Regions from separate parts of the Homo sapiens genome. Here region 1 is linked to region 2. The links are chromatin contacts, found by Hi-C or POLR2A ChIA-PET in ENCODE. All regions are on one chromosome and are shown on one strand. The core of a region is the stretch at or near the end of the contact, and the rest is flanking DNA. Distances in the headings are between cores, read along the strand shown.

What was found. A loop is a pair of places that touch in the nucleus more often than their neighbours do. ChIA-PET counts read pairs that join two places held with the same protein, here RNA polymerase II (POLR2A). Pooled maps may share reads with other maps.
Region 1: a loop to region 2 is called in a map with no recorded cell type, with 8 times the contacts of the local background. The contact joins two enhancer-like sites. A Hi-C loop is called at or near these places in 5 of 37 single-sample maps with no recorded cell type and 4 of 50 pooled maps. POLR2A ChIA-PET finds 5 or more read pairs at or near these places in 3 of 52 experiments (K562, activated naive CD4-positive, alpha-beta T cell and naive thymus-derived CD4-positive, alpha-beta T cell).

Annotation. Positions count from the first base shown.
Region 1 is chr18:77,098,579-77,103,760 of GRCh38, reverse strand. All of the region lies in intron 2 of MBP (myelin basic protein), which reads left to right. Among named protein-coding and RNA genes, the nearest start is that of MBP, 32 kb to the left of the region's middle. RefSeq lists a silencer at 1,521-1,640 and enhancers at 1,931-2,000, 2,091-2,220, 3,324-4,082, 3,885-4,104. Within about 2 kb of position 1,845, at least 38 of the 41 ENCODE cell types and tissues checked have a DNase peak (open chromatin) inside an H3K27ac peak, as active enhancers do.
Region 2 is chr18:76,964,064-76,969,531 of GRCh38, reverse strand. ZNF236 (zinc finger protein 236) reads right to left here. Exons shown (of 31, transcript NM_001306089.2): 31 at 1-1,317. The coding sequence ends at 1,193. Among named protein-coding and RNA genes, the nearest start is that of MBP-AS1, 14 kb to the left of the region's middle. RefSeq lists an enhancer at 2,359-3,027 and a silencer at 5,261-5,310. Within about 2 kb of position 3,636, at least 4 of the 41 ENCODE cell types and tissues checked have a DNase peak (open chromatin) inside an H3K27ac peak, as active enhancers do.

The DNA of each region.
Region 1 (5,182 bases), core at 596-3,095, 140 kb before region 2:
CCCAGGGGTCCTAGCTGTCTGTCTCTCTGCCTACCCCTGTCTCTACACTAGAGAATTGTTTCAGACTGTGAGGAGTAAGCCTGCCAGTGTGCACAGAACAGTGGACCCACCCTAATTTGTATGGGGGCGGCCCTTGCTCTTGGTCCATGCTGTGTGATTGTTCCCAGAAGTATCAGGAGGTTCTCGGAGAGGGAAGAGATTATGAAATTCCTTTGCTCTGATGCAAAAATACTTTTGATTTTTCAACATTTTTTATTTTTTAAACATACATGTTTTCCCCTCAAGGGAAATTATTCCATTTCGTTGGTACTTTAATTCAACATAAAATTATGTGTCTCCAACTCGAGGCAGATGGTGGTGCACTAGAATGTCCGGCTGCTGAAGATGGGCCGGGGTGAGGGTCAGGGGAACCCCCGACTTACACCCAGATGCTTTAGAAATGTCCGCGGAATTGAACGGAATTGAATTTCAGTCTCCAGACCTCTTCGCTGAGGTCTGTAGTGCGTTTTTATTTAATAGTAATAATAAACTTGGAAGAAATGGGGCCTTCTCTGATTTGTACTTAATTTCTATGTCAGCCACATGAGTAATTTTCCATGATTTGCTTTCAAATCATCCATGGAAGGCGAGTAGGTGACTATATACTGTTCCTGTGTATATTTTATCTTGATTAAAGTGATAAACAGTATTTAGTTTCTTACCTAAGGATTTAGAAAGACTAATTTTATAAATATGTAAATGGTTCTAGTCAATGTTGAATGGGAGGGTGACTCATTATTTTGTTCAGCCCATACTTAAACTGTATTACTGATAATGTCAGCATTATAATTAGCAATAACAACCATAAATGTATTAAGTTACTAATTTATTAAGAACATGGCTTGGATACAGTATCTGCACCAGGAGGATTAAGTTTCACCTAAAGTGAAAGTGGAAAAAACAGCTCTGCTCAGAGGCCTCTAGGCTGTTAACACTGTTGGTATTTTAAGTCTTAGAATGACTGATTTGCAACTCCAGTTTCAAGAAACCTCTCTGTGGTGTACAGTTTCTTTCCTGTTGTTTGACGCTGTAAAACACCCACATATGTTTTTAATTTGTTTAATGCTATCAGAGTAAGATTTTGAGCCATAGCAAAGCCCATGCTGAGGCTTTTGTTTTCTGAAATCTCATGTTTAAAGTTCTGATCATTTAAAAACCTCAAAACTTGGAAATGTTAAAACTATGGTTCCTGTAGGTAGTTTTAAGAAGTAAGAGCTTTTTTTTCTTTCCTTTAAACTTGATGGGAAATATTTTGTGCCCTTCCAAGTACATGTACATGTTCTGTGATGCTGCATAGCTTAGTAGAGCATTAAACTTGAATCACAAAAGAAAACGTGACATGAGCTCCAGCCGTGTCACCTACCACTCTGCACATTTCTGTGTGTGATTCTGGGAGGCATTTTTCCCCCTTATGAGAGAGTCAAGGAAAGTTTCTGTCAGTTTCAGGTGCTGGTTACTGATCTGTCAGCAGGGAGGGCAGCTGCGGTGGGGGCTGCCCGGTCTACCCCACACACTGCCTCTGCCCCACTGCCCGGCCCAGGCTGCTGAGGGCCCCCTCCTTCCCACCCTGCTGCCACCTTCTCCACCTCTCCCCACCCACACTAGATGATTCTTTCCTCTGCTGTCATAGAGCCTGCGGCTGAGTGCTCTGATACAGATCCTGGTGATTTGTTTATCATCCGACTTCTTCCCCTCCTATATCAAGGAGGGAACTTTCCTCTCTCTGATGCCTCCGTCTCTAAGCCTGGAGCATCCCCAGCACATAACTGGCTTACAGATGTTCGAAAGAGTAAATGAATCATACCTATTTCCTAACTTCTTTTTCACATAAAAGCTCAGTTTCCTGAGCAGGCTTTAGGTGCCGTTGGCTGCTGGGGAGGTGGTGGGGAGGCCTCGTCTGTTGCCTGCAGGAGCTTCCAGTCTCCTTTGCAAGTTTTGCCCTCAGTGACTCAGGGCTTTGAAATTTGCTTCTCTCTCATCCCGAATAAGCCACGGCAGGATGTAAGAGGAAGAGAAACTAACTAAAGGGTTAACTGTGGAATGTCTCTGATTGGTGAAAAAAAGACACTTTTCTGGAGTTGCAGTGTTAGTCCACTCATATGGGGTGCAGGTCCCTGGTAACAAGTGGTTGAGCCACCTTCCTGGGCCAGTTGAGGGTCAGAACAGGAGACATCAGATTCAGGCAGAAGCACTCCGCCCATCAGAGGAGTGGGCAGCCTGCCCTCCTGACTCATGATTCACTCATGCGGATGGAGTGTAACTTCCTCCAGGCAGGCGCAGGTTCAGGGCACAGCGCTCCTTCTCAGAAACGAAGAAACTCCTGTTCTGCCTTTGACTCCCTGTGTTTTTTAAGTTGCAGGGAAATTTGGTTTCCAAATGGTCCTGCCTCACTAATTTACCAGCTTTCTATCACTCTGCCCATTTTGTATTTGGTTCTCCATCTTACTACAGAACTTGGCAGAACCCAAGAAGGAAAGGGTGCCAGCTGCCCTGGAGAACCCAGGGACGTGCCTCAATGCCAGGAGAGGGGCAGGGGGCAAGACCCACCCACAGAGGGATGCCCTGTCTTAGGCAGTCTTTGCCTGCCTGGCAGTCCTTGGTCCTTAGGACGTAAGACACTTGGCTTCACTGGCTACTGGAGGAATTCATTCCTTTTTGGCAGTGTGAATCAAAGGGGCTGGGCAGTTACCTTTGGGAGGGTCAGCAAGCGCTCAGAACGTGCCCATGTGCCAGGCTGCTTGTGGCTTTTGTCCCTCAGCTTTCTCTGAATGCTGTGGATCTGCTGAGCTGTGGGCTTACTCTTTGGGGTTTTCTGGTGATAGCTAAGCCTCCTGGGGATGATTCACTACATGTTCAAAACACCAAACGAGGCCAGGTGCGGTGGCCCACACCTGGAATCCCAGCACTGCGGGAGGCTGAAGCAGGCAGATTGCTTGAGCCTAGGAGTTCGAGACCAGCCTGGACAACAAAGTGAGACCTTATCTCTACAAAAAAATCAAAAAATTAGCTGGGCATGGTGCTGTGCACCTACAGTCCCAGCTACTCGGAAAGCTGAGGTGGAAAGATCACCTGAGCCTGGAGAGGTCGAGGCTACGGTGAGCCATGATCACACCACTGCACTCCAGCCTGGGCAACAGAGTAAGACCCTGTCTCAAAAAAAAGAAAAAACCACAAAACACACACACACACACACACACACACACACACACACACCCCAAATTCTATCTAGGCCAGCGCTAACACTGTATTAGTGCCTCCTGTGAGCCAGGGACTTTGCAGACATTGTCTACATTGTATGTTGTATGAGTTCTTGGGGCTGCCATAACAAAATAGCAGACTAGGTGGCTTAAAAGACCGACATTTCTTCTGTCACAGTCCAGAAGACTGGAAATCTGACAGCAAGGTGCCAAGGGTTGGTCTCCTCTGCAGCCTCTCCTTGGCTTGTAGAAAGCATCTTCTCTCTGTGTCCTCCAGTGGTCGTCTCTCTGTGTGTGTCTGTGTCCTAATCTCTGCTTAGAAGGACAGCATCACGTTGGCTCAGGGCCACCCTACTCCAGTGGGACCTCATCTTAATGTCATGGCCTCTTTAAAGGCACCATTTCCAAATGCAGTCACGTTGTGAGGCAGTGAGGTTTAGGACATCCACGTATAGATTCAGGAGGATCACAGTTAAGCTTATCACATGTGTTACTTGATAAACCCCAGCAGCGGCTGCACAATTAGAGTAGAGAAGGAAAGTCCTGGGATTGGCATTTGCCGCCATGTCTGACACCTCCTGGGGAACGGACTCCACACCAGCAGCCACACGCAGTCTCTGCCCTGTCCTCAGGAGACAGCAGACCTGGTTTCCCTTCTGCAGACCCTGGTTGGGCCCTTCCTGTGCAAGGTTCCTTCTTCCTGCCTCCTGCCACAGGCCCCAGCTGGCGGCTCCCCCCAGGGCAGGTGTGCATCTGCAGAGCGCTCATCTCCCACGTGCTGAGTCATGGCTTTGCGCAGCCCTCCCCATACTTAGGACCCTCAAAGGATCATCTTCATTCTCCCAGGCACTGAGTCGCAGAGCTGGGCCGGGCCTGCCCGAGGCCAGGTAGCCAATGGTGGGGAAGCCAGAGAGCAAAGCCAGGCCTGGAGCCCCAGGTGGCACAGCCGGGCAGAAACGATCCTTGCGTGGGAGCGTCAGTCTTCTCGTGGCCACAGGAAATGAGGAAAGAGACAGGGGAAATCATTTTAATGTCATGTCTTTTCTTTAACCTAAGAAACCTCAAATGTCATGTAAGCATAGAATCCATATAAAAATTGTTCATGAAATGGTTAACAATTCTTCTCCCATGAAGTCCTCACACTCTAGGATATATTTTATCTCATGGTGCAGTGTGGCCTGGCTACGTCTCAGGTGCTAGGTGGCCACACGTGGCTGGGACCGTAGGTCTGGGCAGCACAGCTCCAACCCTGGCCGTGCCCACGCCCCCTGCCATCTATAGCCAGGCAGAACACACTGAGACCCCCCGTATAGTGTACGTCATGCAGTTCACCATCCCCTTTGTGCATGGTACCCATTGCTCGTTAAATAAGCACTTTCTAAAGAAGTCAGAAAAAATTGTAAATTACCAATATTTTTCCCTGAGAGATGCTTACAGGTCCAATGTTTCACACACTCCCCCTCCCCTTGTATGAAGTGAGTTGGGGTCGATAAAGATGAGGAGGAGGGAAGGAGGATGACGGGGAGGATGGAGAGGAGGGGAGAGAAGAGGAGAAGAGGGAGGGGGAAGGAGGAGTGAGAAGGAGGAGGGAGGGGGAAGGAAGAGGGGAGGGGGTAGTGGGTCAGGCTAATAAATGCAGTTGTAAGGATTGCCGTGGATAAAAATGCAGCGCGGAGGAGGAACAAGGAACGGCCCGTTTAAATCTGCCCAGACTCAGAGGCCGTTTAGGGCCGGTGAGAGTGATGTTTGCCGAAGGGCATCCAGCCCCACGTCCCACTCTGCCCTGCCTTGGCGGTGCCTCAAAGCCCTCCCAAGCCCTTACGGTAAAGGCTCAGACCTGGGACCTTAGCACAGCTTCTGAACCAAGAGCTGTGGCTGAGCCCTGCAGGTGTCATGACATTTATCAAGCTGTCTTGCCACGAATTTTCTCTGACAACACACAGCCT
Region 2 (5,468 bases), core at 2,387-4,886:
TGAAACTGACGCTCTTTCTGCAATTAGGACTAGTACTTATATTTACAAAATATACTGTTCAGCCACACAGAGGCCCATATATCTATGTACATATGTATTTATATATAGAACATATAAATAATTTCAAAGGAAAAATTAACATGAAGTAAAGAACCTTCCATCTTTGGAATGCTGTAGGAATGGCGTGCACGCACTCTGCCCAGCACGGGTGGGATTTGGTTTGGGACATGTTTTATGTGGCACCATTGACGATACTAAAGAATTCCCTGAAATCAAAAATACATCTGTTTATGCACGAAGAGAAAGTCATGGGGTTTTTACGGATTCGTGGCCTTAAGCTACAGATATGCTTCTTATTTGCTGGGGTGGACAGGGCCACCGTTGCTTGCTCCTTGCAGACGGTTCTGTGGTTTCCTACCTGCGATGTATGGCTTGTGCTTCTGCAATTATGTAACCCTGGACCTGAACACAGATTGATGCGGTAAGTGTGTCGCCAGCCCGTGTGGACAGCTGAATCCTTATTGGTGGGTCAGGTTTACTCGAGTCCCCATGTTGACGCCCCAGATACTGCATTCTTGTAACTAATGATTAAACATTTGTCATGGAGAGAATTGGTCCAGCCATCTCTCAAGGTATCAGTTATATTAACTTATGGTAGACTGAAAAGAGTCCATTTTGACTAATTTTCAAAATGCACAGAGAAAAGAGTGGAAAAAACTTCCCTGTGTGTTGTAACACTTTTTTTTCTGAACTTCATGCCTCAATCTTACGCTTGCTTTGTAAGCTATGCTTCTTATAACCAGAAACATGAAGGAAAATCTGACATACTTTTTCAATGTTAGCGTTTTTGTCTTTGCTAATACAAAGAAATCACACTACAATGATAGTAAGACCCAGTTAATTGCTTCGTGAACTAGACACACTAGCCACGGAGGAGACTGAGGAGGAAACTGCCTACAGTAGTACCTGAGTTCAGTGATTTGTAGACAAAAGAGAACAATGCGGTGACACTTTTCCTAGTTTTTTTTTCCTATGAGTCTCTGAAAGACAATGATTCTTTAGATAATTTTATAGATAAAAAACTATTGTAGCATTTTTAACACTTGAAGCTTTAAAACGGAGATTCCAAGTGCTTTGCTCTTCACAAAACGTAACTTCAGAAACATTCTTAAAGGTGTACTTCCAACTCGCATCAGAAGACGTGGGTGAGGGCCTGCCACTCGCCGGCGGCCTCCTGCACCACCTCCTCCAGGTGGAGGGTCCGGCTCAGCTCCTCCCCGTCCTGCTCCGGGTGACCTGCAGACTCCTGCAGAGCTCCTGTTATGCAGACAAAGAAAACACAAGCAGCCTCAGACCTTCCAGAGCACAAAATGATTCCTATTTAAATAAAGACTTTCTGGTAGAAAGAGACAAGGAATTTCTAAAGTAATTTGCTTTTCATTCCAGTGAAAAAAGAGTAATTTGAGCTGCAGGTGAAACACCTCTGCCGGCAGGACAGTAGTTACTGTTAGGAGTATGAACGCACACACAGCACTGGTGATATGAGTGCACTCCTATGACAGCTACATTAACACAGCATCAGGAATGAGCAATAACCAACACACATGATTTCCATAATAAAAAGGAAAGCAGGAAGCACTACAGTGTAGACGTTAAAGAGAAAAAATTACCCCTTTTTCCTTCCTCAAAAACTCCCCACAATATAGTGTTCTGCCCTCGGGTTCCCTACACTGAAAGCCGTCGAGCTCCCCTCACAAAGTACCGCACCTCAAACAACCAAAGAACACCTGCAAGCCTCACAGAGCACACCACCACCTCCAACACCAAATCACAAATCTCACAGATCACACCACCTCCAACACCAAATCACAAATCTCAGAGATCACACCACCTCCAACAACAAATCACAAACCTCACAGATCACACCACCTCCAACAACCAAATCACAAATCTCACAGATCACACCACCTCCAACACCAAATCACAAATCTCACAGATCACACCACCACCTCCAACACCAAATCACAAATCTCACAGATCACATCACCACCCCTAACACCAAATCACAAATCTCACAGAGCACACCACCTCCAACAACAAATCACAAACCTCACAGATCACACCACCTCCAACAACCAAATCACAAATCTCACAGATCACACCACCTCCAACAACAAATCACAAATGTCACAGATCACACCACCTCCAACAACAAAACAAAAATCTCACAGATCACATCACCACCCCTAACACCAAATCACAAATAACACATCTCACGAATCACATCACCTCCAACAACCAAATAACACATCTCACGAATCACATCACCTCCAACAACCAAATAACACATCTCACGAATCACATCACCTCCAACAACCAAATAACACATCTCACGAATCACATCACCTCCAACAACCAAATAACACATCTCACGAATCACATCACCTCCAACAACCAAATAACACATCTCACGAATCACATCACCTCCAACAACCAAATAACACATTTCACGAATCACATCACCTCCAACAACCAAACAAACCACAGATCTCACAGAGCATACCACCTCGAACAATCAAATCACACCCGCAAAATGCATGGAGCACACCAAGGGGTCTACTCAGACTTTAACATTTCTAGTTCCTTGCATAGCTACTGCCACCCTCTGAAACCTAGTCTAGGCCATCTATTATCATTCCTTCCTCAGAGATGGATGCCACTGCTAGATTCTGTGTAGGAAACAAAGGTGAACAAGGGACAGACAAGCAGTAGGATCACACCCCAATATCCATACTCTGAAGGGCATGAACGTTAGCGAATCAAGAGAGAAACCAAGGCCCACGTGTTGTCTGTGCCAGGTCAACAGGATGCAGACAGGAGCAGTTGGTGCAGATTCTGTTTGCTCTGTGCCCCTGAGCACCGAGACAGCACCTGAACTGCATGCTGCAGGAAAAGGGGCTTCCAGACATGATGTGAAGACAGACAGAGATGCTATTCTGGGCCTCTGACTGGCCAGGTGCTGAAGGCCCCTACAGAAAGCTCTGTCCAGTGAGAAACGAGCTGCTCAGAAATGCTGCGCTTGCTCAGGTTCTGGGCTGCCATTTTACTCCAATAAATTTCTGTGCCCTTGCCAAAATATAAATTTAATCTAATCAAATTCTGTGTGTGTGTCTCTGTGTGTGTGTGTGTGTGTGTGTGAAGGGGGGCAGTCCATAGCCAACTTCAACAACTGCAAACACTAACTATTAAAGTAACAAAAGCACAGGCTTCCAGAGATCATGGCGGATGGGAGGCAGGACTAGACTGCACCTCCGACTCAAAGGGACAGAGCAGCATGAGGAGGCTCACATTGTGAATTTTTGCTCCCAAACAACTAGGGGAATAAATCAGGAAACCTGAGAGGACCCACAGACTCTCTGAAGGAAGTGGATTGCTCCTGCAGGACCCAGGAGACACCCCAAATACTCAGCCACAGCAAGACCCGCCCAAGGAGAGTCTGAGCTCAGACACGCCTAGCCCAGCCCCCACCCAATGCTCCTTCTCTACCCACCCTGGAAGCGGAAGACAAAGGGCATATACTCTTGGGAGGTCTAGGGCCCCGCCCACCACCTGTTCCTCCCTATACTACCACAGCTGATGCTCTCTGGAAAGCACCACCTCCCGGCAGGAGGCCAACCAGCACAAAAATAGAGCATTAAACCACCAAAGCTAAGAACCTTCACAGAGTCCATTTCACCCCCCTGCCATCTCCACCGGAACAGGCACCGGTACCCATGGCTGAGAGACCATGAATGGTTCACATCACAGGACTCTGTGCAGACAACCCCTAGTACCAGCCCGGAGCCAGGTGGACTTGCTGGGCGGCTAGACCAAGAATAAAGGTAACAATCACTATAGCTCTGTTCTCAGGGAGCCACAGCCATAGGAAAAGGCGGGGAGTACTATATCAAGAGAACCCCGTAGGACCAAAGAATCTGAACAACAGCCTTCGGCCCTAGACCTTCCCTCTGACAGAGCCTACTCAAATGAAAAGGAACCAGAAAAACCAACTCTGGTAATATGACAAAACAAGGCTCTTTAACAGCTCCCAAAAATCACACAAGCTCACCAGCAATGGATCCAAACCCAGAAGAAGTCCCTGATTTACCTGAAAAAGAATTCAGGAAGTTAGTTATTAAGCTAATCAGGAAGGTACCAGAGAAAGGTGTAGCCAAAGGTAAGGAAATCAAAAAAATGATATAAGAAGTGAAGGGAGAAATATTCAATGAAATTGATAGCATAAATAAAAAACAAGGAAAACTTCAGGAAACAATAGACATACTTATAGAAATGCAAAATGCTCTGAAAAGTCTCAGCAATAGAATAGAACAAGTACAAGAAAGAAATTCAGAGCTCGAAGACAAGGTCTTCGAATTAACCCAATCTAACAAAGGCAAAGAAAAAAGAATAAGAAAATATGAACAAAGCCTCCAAGAAGTCTGGGGATTATGTTAAACGACCAAACCTAAGAATAATCGGCATTCCTGAGGAAGAAGAGAAATCTAAAAGTTTGGAAAACATATCTGGGGGAATAATCGAGGAAAACTTCCCTGGCCTTGCTAGAGACCTAGACATCCAAATACAAGAAGCACAAAGAACACCTGGGAAATTCACTGCAAAAATATCATTGCTTAGTCGCATTGTCATCAGCAACAGCAGCTAAAAAAGACAGAGGGGCATTATATAATGATAAAAGGCGTTGTCCAACAGGAAAATACCACAATCCTAAACATACATGCACCTAACACTGGAGCTCCCAAATTTATAAAACAATTACTAATAGATCTAAAAAATGAGATAGACAGCAACATAATAATAGTGGGAGACTTCAATACTCCACTGACAGCACTAGACAGGTCATCAAGACAGAAAGTCAAAAAAGAAAAAATGGATTTAAACTATACCTTGGAACAAAAGGACTTAATAGATATATACCTAACATTCCATCCAACAACTGCAGAATATACATTATATTTAACAGCAGATGGAACTTTCTCCAAGACAGACCATATGATAGGTCACAAAATGAGCCTCAATAAATTTAAGAAAATTGAAATTATATCAAGCTCTCTCTCAGACCACAGTGGAATAAAACTGCAAATAAATTCCAAAAGGAACCTTCAAAACCATGCAAATACATGAAAATTCAATAACCTGCTCCTGAATGATCATTGGGTGAAAAATGAAATCAAGATAGAAATTAAAAAATTATTCGAACTGAACAACCATAGTGACATAACCTATCATAACCTCTGGGATACAGCAAAGGCAGTGCTAGGAGGAAAGTTCGTAGCCCTAAATGTCTACATCAAGCCTGAAAGAGCACACACAGACAATCTAAGGTCACACCTCAAGGAACTAGAGAAACAAGAACAAACCAAAACCAAACTCAGCAGAAGAAAGGAAATAACCAAGATTAGAGCAGAACT